Linked DNA regions of Homo sapiens: region 1 is linked to region 2. A link is a contact called in ENCODE Hi-C data. All regions are on one chromosome and are shown on one strand. The core of a region is the stretch at or near the end of the contact, and the rest is flanking DNA. Distances in the headings are between cores, read along the strand shown.

Region 1 (5,197 bases), core at 140-2,639, 5.1 Mb after region 2:
GGGCCCACTCTTCTTTCTCTATACTTTGTCTCTTTGTCTCTTTCTTTTCTCAAGTCTCTCGTTCCACCTGACGAGAAACGCCCACAGGTGGGGAGGGGCAGGCCACCCCTTCATATGTACACATGACTCAAGCCTCATATATTCTCTTTAGCTTAAGACAGGAGTGCTAGTTTTATTTCTACCTCCTTTATCACCTTGTTGGGTTTTTTTAAGAAACAGGATCTGATGGAATACTATGCAGCCATAAAAAAGAACAAGATCGTGTCCTTTGCAGGGACATGGATGGAGCTGGAGGCCGTTATCCACAGCAAACTAACACAGGAACAGAAAAACAAATACTCTATGTTCTCACTTGTAAGTGGGAGCTAAATAATGAGAACACATGAACACAAAGCGGAGCAACAGACACTGAGATCTACTTGAGGGTGGGGGGTGGGAGGAGGGAGAGGAGCAGAGAAATACCTGTTGGGTATTACTACTTACCGCCTGTATAACAAACCTGCACATATACCTCTGAACCTAAAATAAAAGTTAAAATAAAAAACAAATAAACAACAAAACAAAACAAACCAAAAAAACGGGGTCTGGCCATGCTGCCCAGGCTGGCCTCGAATTCCTGGGCTCCAGTGATCCTCCTGCTTTAGCCTTTTAAGGAGCTGGGATCACAGGAGCAGATACTGCGCCCAGTCCTTTTATCACCTTGTTTTAATTTTACTTGGTTCATAAATTCTTTAATGTAGAAGAAAATGATGAGAAGCAGTTTTTATTACTAAAGGATTCCTGCCTTTGGGATTCACCCATAATTTGTCTAAATAATGAACGTGTTCACCTTTCTGAGATGGAACTTAGCTGCTCAAACTCAACTTTTCAGAGACACCACTTGCAGGTGGTGTGGGCTTCTATGAAAGGACAGCAGCCCTTTGTTTTGAAACTCCAGATATGGAATGTAGAGGCATTTGGGTGACATATAAGGCAGGCTGTTTAACCCAGGGCCCTCCTCCAGATGGGAAGATCATAATTGAAGGCATAAACCTATATAAGGCAAAAGTGGGAGTAGACAGTAAAACCAAAAAACAAAACAAAACAAAACAAAACAAACCCCAAAACAAACAAACAGAAAAACCAAAAAGTGAAGATGGCCAAATGGCGCCTGGAGAGAAAGAACACAAACTACTCGGGCTGTACGTGGACCCAGCAGCGCAGGACTTAAGCGGCAGGTTCCCAGGAAGGCCGGAGGAGGGTGTCCATGTGGGGAGCGTGTGGGTGAAAGCGTGAGGGGGAGTGTGGGGGAAAGGAGCCCAAATCTGCGGCTTAGCTAACAGTCATTTCAAAAAGCAGTTACAACGCCTCCACGCCCCTCCAGCCCCGCCTGGCCCAGCAGAGGGCTCTCTTCTTCCTCCCATCTCTAAGACCACTGCCGGCGCCGCCCCAGAACCGCCCACAAGAGCATGGCCTCTGCACAAAGTGGTGACCCCGCGGCCCTCCTCTCCCCAGCAGCTCATGGTGTGGTGGGCCAGGCTGGCACCTCCTGTGCACTGCAGGAGTCCTCTCAGGGTCAGCTCTCCTGATAGCACACTTGTGACTCCCGACGAAATGGCCCGACCAGATGATTCCCGCTGCAAACTCACGACGGATGAGCCCCACCGTGCGCGCAAAGCTTCCTGCCGGCTTTGCACCGCCTAGCAATTCATGTGACAAGCATCACAGACATGGGAGAAAAGTGTTGTACAGGAAACAGAGAGACGCTACCCGCAAGGGGGAAAAGTGGGGCTAGGAAATCCAGACCCGGAAGCGAGCAGAAGAAAATGAGACAAGCCTACAGTTAATATATTCAGAAGCATAAGAGAAGGTACTGCCTTCATAAAAGAAAAAAATATAGGCTCTAAAAAAGGGAATATGTATAGAAACAAGAAGTCTCAGAAAGTATAATCATGACAGCAGGAATGAAAATTTCCGTAGAGGGGTTAAAATGTGAATTGATATGATCTTCCAGAAGGTGGAACAAAAAGCAGAAAAGGGAAAGAAGAAACACTTTTTAAAAATAATAAATTAGACAGTAAGTTGAATCCTCAGGATGCATGAGTGAAATCCCACGACAACAGTTGTGCATCAGGCCTACCTAACAAGGCTGGAGCAAAATGCTGAGGGCGCCAGAGGGATATCTTGGGAAAAAAAAAAGAAAATAAATGAAAAGAAAGTGAAGGAAGGAATAAAGAAAGGAAGAAATTTATAAGTTATCTGATGTGAATCAACATAATGGGGGAATATTTGTACTTCTGAAGAAGAATTTGGGAAAGTTTTAGTAATAGGAATGCAGAAAACTAAGCAAATTAAAGAAAAATAGGCTGGGCACCAGTGGCTCACGTCTGTAATCCCAGCACTGTGGGAGGCCAAGGCGGGAGGATCCTGAGCCCTGGAGTTTGAGACCAGCCTGGGCAACATAATAAGACCCTTATCTCTACTAAAAAATTTAAAAAACAATCCCACGAGTTTGAAGTTGCAGTGAGCTGTGATTGTTCTCCAACCTGGGCAACAGAGCTGAGACCCTGTCTCAAGAAAAAAAAAATGTAAAGCAATTATTACACTCAGAAACATTTAAAAAAATGGAAGAAAGTAGTATTTAAGTACACTAAATAGCTCAACTGAGAGCTGTTTTGTTCACATAGTCACTGTGAAAACATTGAGTATTGCTTGAACAAAAAGATAATACAGTCTTCTAGCAGTGCCTCAAATGTTAAACCTACATTTACCATGCTATCTAGGAATTCCAGTCTTAGGTATACACCCAAGGAAAACAAAAACTCATGTCCACACAAAAACTTGTACATGAATGTTTGTTGAAGCATTATACATAATGACCAAAAAAATGAAAATAATTCAAATGTCCATCAACTGATGAATAGATAAATAAAATGTCATATATCCATACAATGAAATGTTATTCAGCAATAAAAAATAAATGAAATATTGAGACATACTACATCATAAATGAACCTTGAAAACAGTATGCAAAGTTAAAGAAGCCATTCACAAAAGATCACACATTATAAATGATTCAATTTATATGAAATGTATAGAATAGGTAAATTTATTGAGACAAAGTAGACCAGTGGTTGCCAGGGGCTGGAGGAGTACACTAGGGGAATAGGAGGTGACGGCTAAGGGGTATGGGGTTTCTTTTTAGGGTAAGAAAAATGTTCTAAAATTGATTATGGTGATGGATACACAACTCTGTGAATACACTAAAAGCCACTGAAGGGTGTACTTTAAATGGGTGAATTAATTGTTATGGGAATTACATCTCCAGAAACCTGTTTTGTTTTTTAAATTAAGACATAAATATTTTGGGAAGATGGAAGTGCCATGGAAAAGAGTTAATCTTCATTTTCAATGAGAGGATGTCATAATCAAAACTGAAAAATCAGGAAATAATGGCAAAAGCCAACATGGAGGCAAGTACCCAAATAAACATCTAAAATTGTTGCAAGTAGAAGCTTTGGGATAATGAGAATTGGAGATGTGGAGAAGTGGGACAAGGAATTACTGTTTCTTTACAAACTTTATGGAAATATTTGATTTTTACTTATACATGTATAACTTTGATAAAAGTAAAAATAATAATATAAATCATTTGGTCCAACTCTCTCTCTTTGTAGGTGAGAAAGCAGAAGTCCAGGAAATAAGTGACACAACTAGTTATCTGTCCTAGTTCAGAGGACAGCCCCTAATTCCTAGCCAACCACCTTCTATCAGGCCAATCTGAATGACAAATTTAGATAGCTTCTTACATAGACAGAAAATTCCTTGGGTGCACTGGAGATGTTTCCTGACGGAGACACCTTCTCTGAGATGTGCTCCATGGTAACAGCAGTTGGTATGATCTTTGTAGCAAGCTTGATTAGGGTATGACCCTGGGAACCTGGAAAAGCCCAGCACTTTCCAGGGTAGACATCCGGCTGGAAAGAAAACACTGAATTAATCTCTTAACTAGTTATGTGAATCCATTCCCACAATACTGGTCAGCTAATCACTATTGACTGCAGATCTCTCTTATGCCTATCAAATAGGAAAACTCCCAAGGCACCTCTAGTGTGGTTGTTCTTCCAGAGCACTGTATGCTTATATCAATCAGAGCCCTTTATCATATGAGCATGTTTTCTTTCATTGCTCTAACTAGACTGTAAGCTGTTATAAGGCAGCTAGAGGGCATGAGTGGTGGTGCTGGTAAGGCTAGTGATGGTGGTAGTGAGGATGATGATGGTGACCATTGTGATCATTGTGGTGATGATGGTGGTAATAATGGTGGCAGTGGAGGTGACAGTGATGGTGGTGGTGGTAGTGGTGATGGTGATTGCAATGGTGGTCATGGCAATGGTATCACCTAAAAAGGTGGTGGTAGAGGTAATGGTGATGGTAGTAATGGTAGTGGTGGTTGTAGTGATGGTGATAATTGAAGTGGTAGTGGTGATGGTGATTGCAATAGTGGTCATGGCAATGGTATCACCTAAAAAGGTGGTGGTAGAGGTAATGGTGATGGTAGTAATGGTAGTGGTGGTGATAGTGATGGTGATAATTGAAGTGGTAGTGGTGATGGTGGTGATGAAGGTAGTGGTGGTGGTGGCAGTGATGGTGGTGGTGGTGGTGACAGTGATAGTGGTGGTGGTGATGATGATGGACATGGGGGTGGTGATGAAGAAAGATGGTGAGGTGGTGGTGGTGGTGGCAGTGATGGTGGCTGTGGTGGCAGTGATGGTGGTGGCGGTGATGGTGATGGACATGGAGGTTGTGATGAAGAAAGATGGTGCTGGTGGTGGTGATGAAGATGAGGGTTTTGATGGAGATGGGGGTGGTGGTGGTGGTTATGGTGGTAGAGAAGAAAAATGAGGTCTACTACTTTGTAGATATAAACTACAGCCTGGAATAAGATCAGTGGGTTTTACCCCTGAAAGTTCTAAATTTGCAACTAACTTCAGGTGTATGGATCAAAGTTGAGAGGTGCTCTGCTGTCTATTGATGGCTACTGCCTTTAGACTGTAACTGAAAAGTTTGGTGGGGATCTTACTTGGAGATTTCTCCTGTTATAATTAGACTTAAGAACATGTGGTCTGAATAGCACTTAACATAGTACAGTACTGGCACTTAGGAGACAAGTACTTTCAACAAATGTTTGTTGAATGACTGAAGTTTTCAATGGAAA
Region 2 (4,631 bases), core at 193-2,692:
TCTCGTTCAAAGGTTACAAAAAAACTATTACATACACCCACTGCTTACTGAAAACTGCCAAGAGAAAAGTACTTTTGGAATTTAAGACAACGTTATGTAATGGAAAGTGTATTTTTGTTATCAGAAAAAAAACCCAGTTTGAATGTCAACTCAGCTACTCACCGATGACCTTAGACAAGTTGTTTAATTTGTACAAGCTGCGGTTAGTTCATCTGTAAGAAGCTGAGATAACATTCATTATAGCAGTGGAAAGAGATGGAGCAGGTTAAGGTTAAGTTGCACCTAACAAAGTACTCAACAAGTTAGATCCCGCCTGCCTTCAGTTGTCAGGAGTACATTTTAAGTAAACTGGGCATTACTGATCCTTAAGAAAATGGGTAAGTCAGAAAACTTCCCCAGTCAATTTTTAAAAGTCTTCGGCGATGGTTTTCTCACGTTGAGAGCCATGGTTCGCCCCAACTGTATTTTGGAAAGTAAACTTATTATTCTAATCCCCTTTTCTACAATAGAAAAACCTACAATCTTGTTTAAAGTAAACATCCCCCTCCCCGACGTTCCCCCCAGTCCACCAAAAAAAGACCAAAACTCAAACTTGCCTCGTTGTTAGGGGTTCACAAAAAAGTGATAGGGGCTTTCGGTTTTTAGTCCTTATGTTTCTAATTCGTGCATCGAAGAAACCGAAAGCGGGAGGTTTTGAAAGACACTAGTGCCAAATGGAGACCAAGACTCCGACTTAACTGTAAAGCTGAGAGTTTTCCAAGAAAAGGGAACCCCACATATTTGACCAAGATTCCAAGTTTCAGAAACCACCGCATCAGGTCTACTTGAGCCAGGAAAAAAATCCTGAGTTCGGAACGGGCCACCCAGAGATGGTTAAGCTAAAACTGCCTTCTTTTCTGGTCTCCAAAGTGAAAGCGAATCCTTGGCTATGTGCCTCACCGTCCCGCAGCCCCATGTTAACCCCGCAAAACCGCATCCCCCCGACCCTCCAGCAGCCTCCGACCAAGGAAGCTCCAGGAATCCCGGGTCGGCCTGGCAAATGACTTTGCAAAGCCGCATTTCCAACTCCATTCCCTACTGGACCCTCCAGAAGCACCAATGCCGACGTCAGGATGGGAAAAACTAAATCGACAGAGTACCAGCAACCTCGACTACGCTGAAGACCTCGAGGGCCCCTTCCATACCTGAATGTAGTCAGCGAAAAGCTGTACCCGCGCTCCGCCATCTTTACCCGAAGAGCCAAAGCACAGCCGCACACATGCGCACTGTGGCCGATTTCCTTTCATTTCCCCGCCCCTCACCTTTCCTTTACTCTCTATGATTGGAGGAGAGTCAGAGCTGCTCCAAGAGCATGCGGGGTGTTGTAGTTCTAAGAAGCGAGGCTTGCCCGATTCTGTGCCTGTGCGCATGCTGAAAGCAGGGGCGGGACCGGGGCGGTCTTCCAGCAGGGAAAATGGCGCTGGCCATGCTGGTCTTGGTGGTTTCGCCGTGGTCTGCGGCCCGGGGAGTGCTTCGAAACTACTGGGAGCGACTGCTACGGAAGCTTCCGCAGAGCCGGCCGGGCTTTCCCAGTCCTCCGTGGGGTAGGTAAAGAAGGGCTCCGTGGGAGAGGGGGCTGATGACGGGACCTCGGGCAGCGTAGCAGACGCAGCTTACACAGTTCGCCCTCAGCCCCGGTTCTGATCCGCGGCCTCATGTCGGGGACGTAGTTCGTGACATTCCCATATTAGCGAGAACAGAACGACTGTTTTTGCGCTCCCTCCACCGCAAAAAAAAAAAAAAAAAAATTCCTCTGCTTGTTCCATTCGTACACAGAATGTAACCCAAGCTTGTGTCAAAGATAAATCATAGCCAGCCAGTAAGTAAAGCGCTGAAAACAGATTTTATTCAGTAACTACTGCAGGTAAAGAGCTGAGCTCCATCCCGGTTTGTGCAGAGGTGACTTTGGGCGTTTTAAAGGGAGAATGAGCGAGGCGGGAGTGTAGGGGCTCTGTAGAGTCAGAGAAGTGTAGTATAGTGAAGTCAGTGCAAATGTGATTAGCCGGCTGTGTCTGCTAGCTCGCAGTTGTCTTAGGGAGAATTCTATCCTCCCGCAGAGACTGGGAGACAAAGGCCCTATCCTTCCTAATGATTAGATTTCGAAGGAATGGCTCTCAGGGCCTTGAAAGAAAAGCTTCCGAGTTAGTTGCAAGGGATACGTATTTACAATTATATGCCCTTTCCAGGAAATGCTCTAAGGGAGTTCGGGACCTACTATCGGGGTATGTTGGCCAAAATAAATAGGAAATTTTCCAGGCAGCGTTGAGCTTTCTCAGGCAGGCACTTTAAAGGGGGGGCCGAGGTCATCCTAGGATACAGCCTTATGCTGCTAGAAACTATGCTAGAGTTTGGTCAAGTCTGTGGAGTTCAGGGATTTGTACAGAGTTGTCCTGAGAGGACAGTTCTGCAGGTCTCACTTGGCATCAAGGCTCACCACTCTCTGGATCTGTCTTTCCTTTCCAGCCCTGCCCTCACCTCCCCTCCCGCTTCCCCTCTCCCCCCTCTCCTCTTCCCTTCCCTTCCCTCCCTTCTTTCCTCCCTTCCTCCCTCCCTCCCGCGCAGTACATGTTTTCTGTGGTGTTTGAGCTCTGAGGAGCTGAATTCTGTTTCCCATGTTTCACTTGGAATTAATTTTAATTGGAAGTATCTTGGATGTTGAAACTGTCATGGCTTTGGCATTTACATTCTACTCAATTTCTAAGCAGCCTGAAAGTGATAATATCCAGAAATATACCAAGAAAATATATGCCACTATATGCCAAGCAATGTGCCAAGCTTTCTACATGTACTTCCTGGGATAATCTTGACAACAGTCCCATTAGGTGTATACACTTTCCAACTGAAACAGTAGGCTCACAATGGTCCCAAGTTCACAGACAGTCCTGAGCCTGTGTTGTTAATCACCGGGGCATGCTTGGCAATACTTGTGGACATACTGAAAATAAATGCCAGTTGTTAAGTGTTAGAGAACTTTGTGTATTTTTAAGAGTTCTTAAGATCAAAAGAAGTATGTGGGCTGGGCGCGGTGGCTCACACCTGTAATCTCAGCACTTTGGGAGGCCAAGGTGGGTCCATCACCTAAGGTCAGGAGTTCAAGACCAGCCTGGCCAACATTGTGAAACCCTGTCTCTACTAAAAATACAAAATTAACCAGGCGTGGTGGTGCACACCTGTAATCCCAGCTACTTGGGAGGCTGAGGCAGGAGAATCACTTGAACCAGGGAGGCGGAGGTTGCAGTGAGCCGAGGTCACGCCACTGCACTCTAGCCTGAGTGACAGAGTGAGACTCAGTCTCAAAAAAAAAAAAAAAAAGTATGGCACGTCTAAGAAATAGCAAGGAAAGGGTAAAGGAATGTTGATTTTATAAGCAATTCAGAAAAAGAGAAACTTTGATAGTCACATAAATAAGGCCATACAGAGAAATGGTGAGCTGGCTCTTTTCTTTAGAGAGCAGACAGGAATCAAGATTAAATGTTATGAGGAACTAAGTGACTTAAGAGGTTGTATCATAAAGGACCTGACTCAGTTTGAATATAAGAAAAGGCAATTGGCAGTTACATCAGTGCCGGTCAGAAGTGTATTCAGGAAATCTGTCTAGATTTACTTGTAAATTAATCAGGTACTTACTACCCGCCAAGTATTAATAGAATGTGGACAGTTGAGTGATTCTTTGCTTGTTTTGTTCAAGTTAGGTGCCTATCAGAGTCCTGTATTTTATGAGATAAGAAACTTGATGGAATTTCACTGATCTTCTTTTCAGCAGGATCCGCTAAGAAAAAATTCTGTGTTCCTTAAAATTGTATAAGCTTTAGTGTATTTTAATAGCTAAGGTTTCTCATTATTGAGTTTCACATTCTAAATTTTATATATAGTTTTTGTGTGTGTGTATGTTTGACCATTGATTGTTAAGGAAAATGATATCTGTAAATAGTAATTTAGAAGCTAGAAACTAATTCTGTATCTCTTATGTTTTATTTCCTAGGACCAGCATTAGCAGTACAGGGCCCAGCCATGTTTACAGAGCCAGCAAATGATACCAGTGGAAGTAAAGAGAATTCCAGCCTTTTGGACAGTATCTTTTGGATGGCAGCTCCCAAAAATAGACGCACCATTGAAGTTAACCGGTGTAGGAGAAGAAATCCGCAGAAGCTTATTAAAGTTAAGGTAATGCATTGATTTTTGTGGGTGTGCTTTTCCTCAAGTCCTCCATTGAATAAGCTCATGGTAGATTCCTATAGCCTAGGAATAAATTATTATCAGATTATATGTGTCTACTTTCCTCTGGCCTAAATGAAATACAGTATTCTCATTATATACATAATGAGAAGGCTAGAGCCTGCTGTCCTCTAGCCTGAGTATTAGAAACACAGTCAAGGAAGGAGTGAGTTTGGAGACTGGGCAAGGAACGAGGCTGTGAGGTGCCTACATGACTTCTGAATTGTGAGCTGTGTCAGTCTTGAGCTGTGTGAGTTTTGAACTACAGATGAGTAAACATCCTAACTATGGCAGAGCCTAGAATTAAAGCTAGAAGCAGTAGGTATACTGAATCTTGGGTTTTACAAGCCCTTACATATTTGTTTTATTTTTTTATC

What was found. A loop is a pair of places that touch in the nucleus more often than their neighbours do. Pooled maps may share reads with other maps.
Region 1: a loop to region 2 is called in a pooled map, with 4 times the contacts of the local background. The contact joins the enhancer-like site here to the promoter of MRPL32 in region 2. A Hi-C loop is called at or near these places in 4 of 50 pooled maps.

The regions. Positions count from the first base shown.
Region 1 is chr7:47,990,527-47,995,723 of GRCh38, forward strand. SUN3 (Sad1 and UNC84 domain containing 3) reads right to left here. Exons shown (of 10, transcript NM_001030019.2): 8 at 3,789-3,956. Among named protein-coding and RNA genes, the nearest start is that of HUS1, 14 kb to the left of the region's middle. RefSeq lists enhancers at 1-233, 1,419-1,648. Within about 2 kb of position 1,390, at least 25 of the 41 ENCODE cell types and tissues checked have a DNase peak (open chromatin) inside an H3K27ac peak, as active enhancers do.
Region 2 is chr7:42,930,934-42,935,564 of GRCh38, forward strand. MRPL32 (mitochondrial ribosomal protein L32) reads left to right here and starts at 1,443. Exons shown (of 3, transcript NM_031903.3): 1 at 1,443-1,583; 2 at 4,022-4,203. The coding sequence starts at 1,454. It overlaps PSMA2 (proteasome 20S subunit alpha 2), which reads right to left and starts at 1,241. Exons shown (of 8, transcript NM_002787.5): 1 at 1,185-1,241. The coding sequence starts at 1,225. RefSeq lists an enhancer at 1,392-1,621.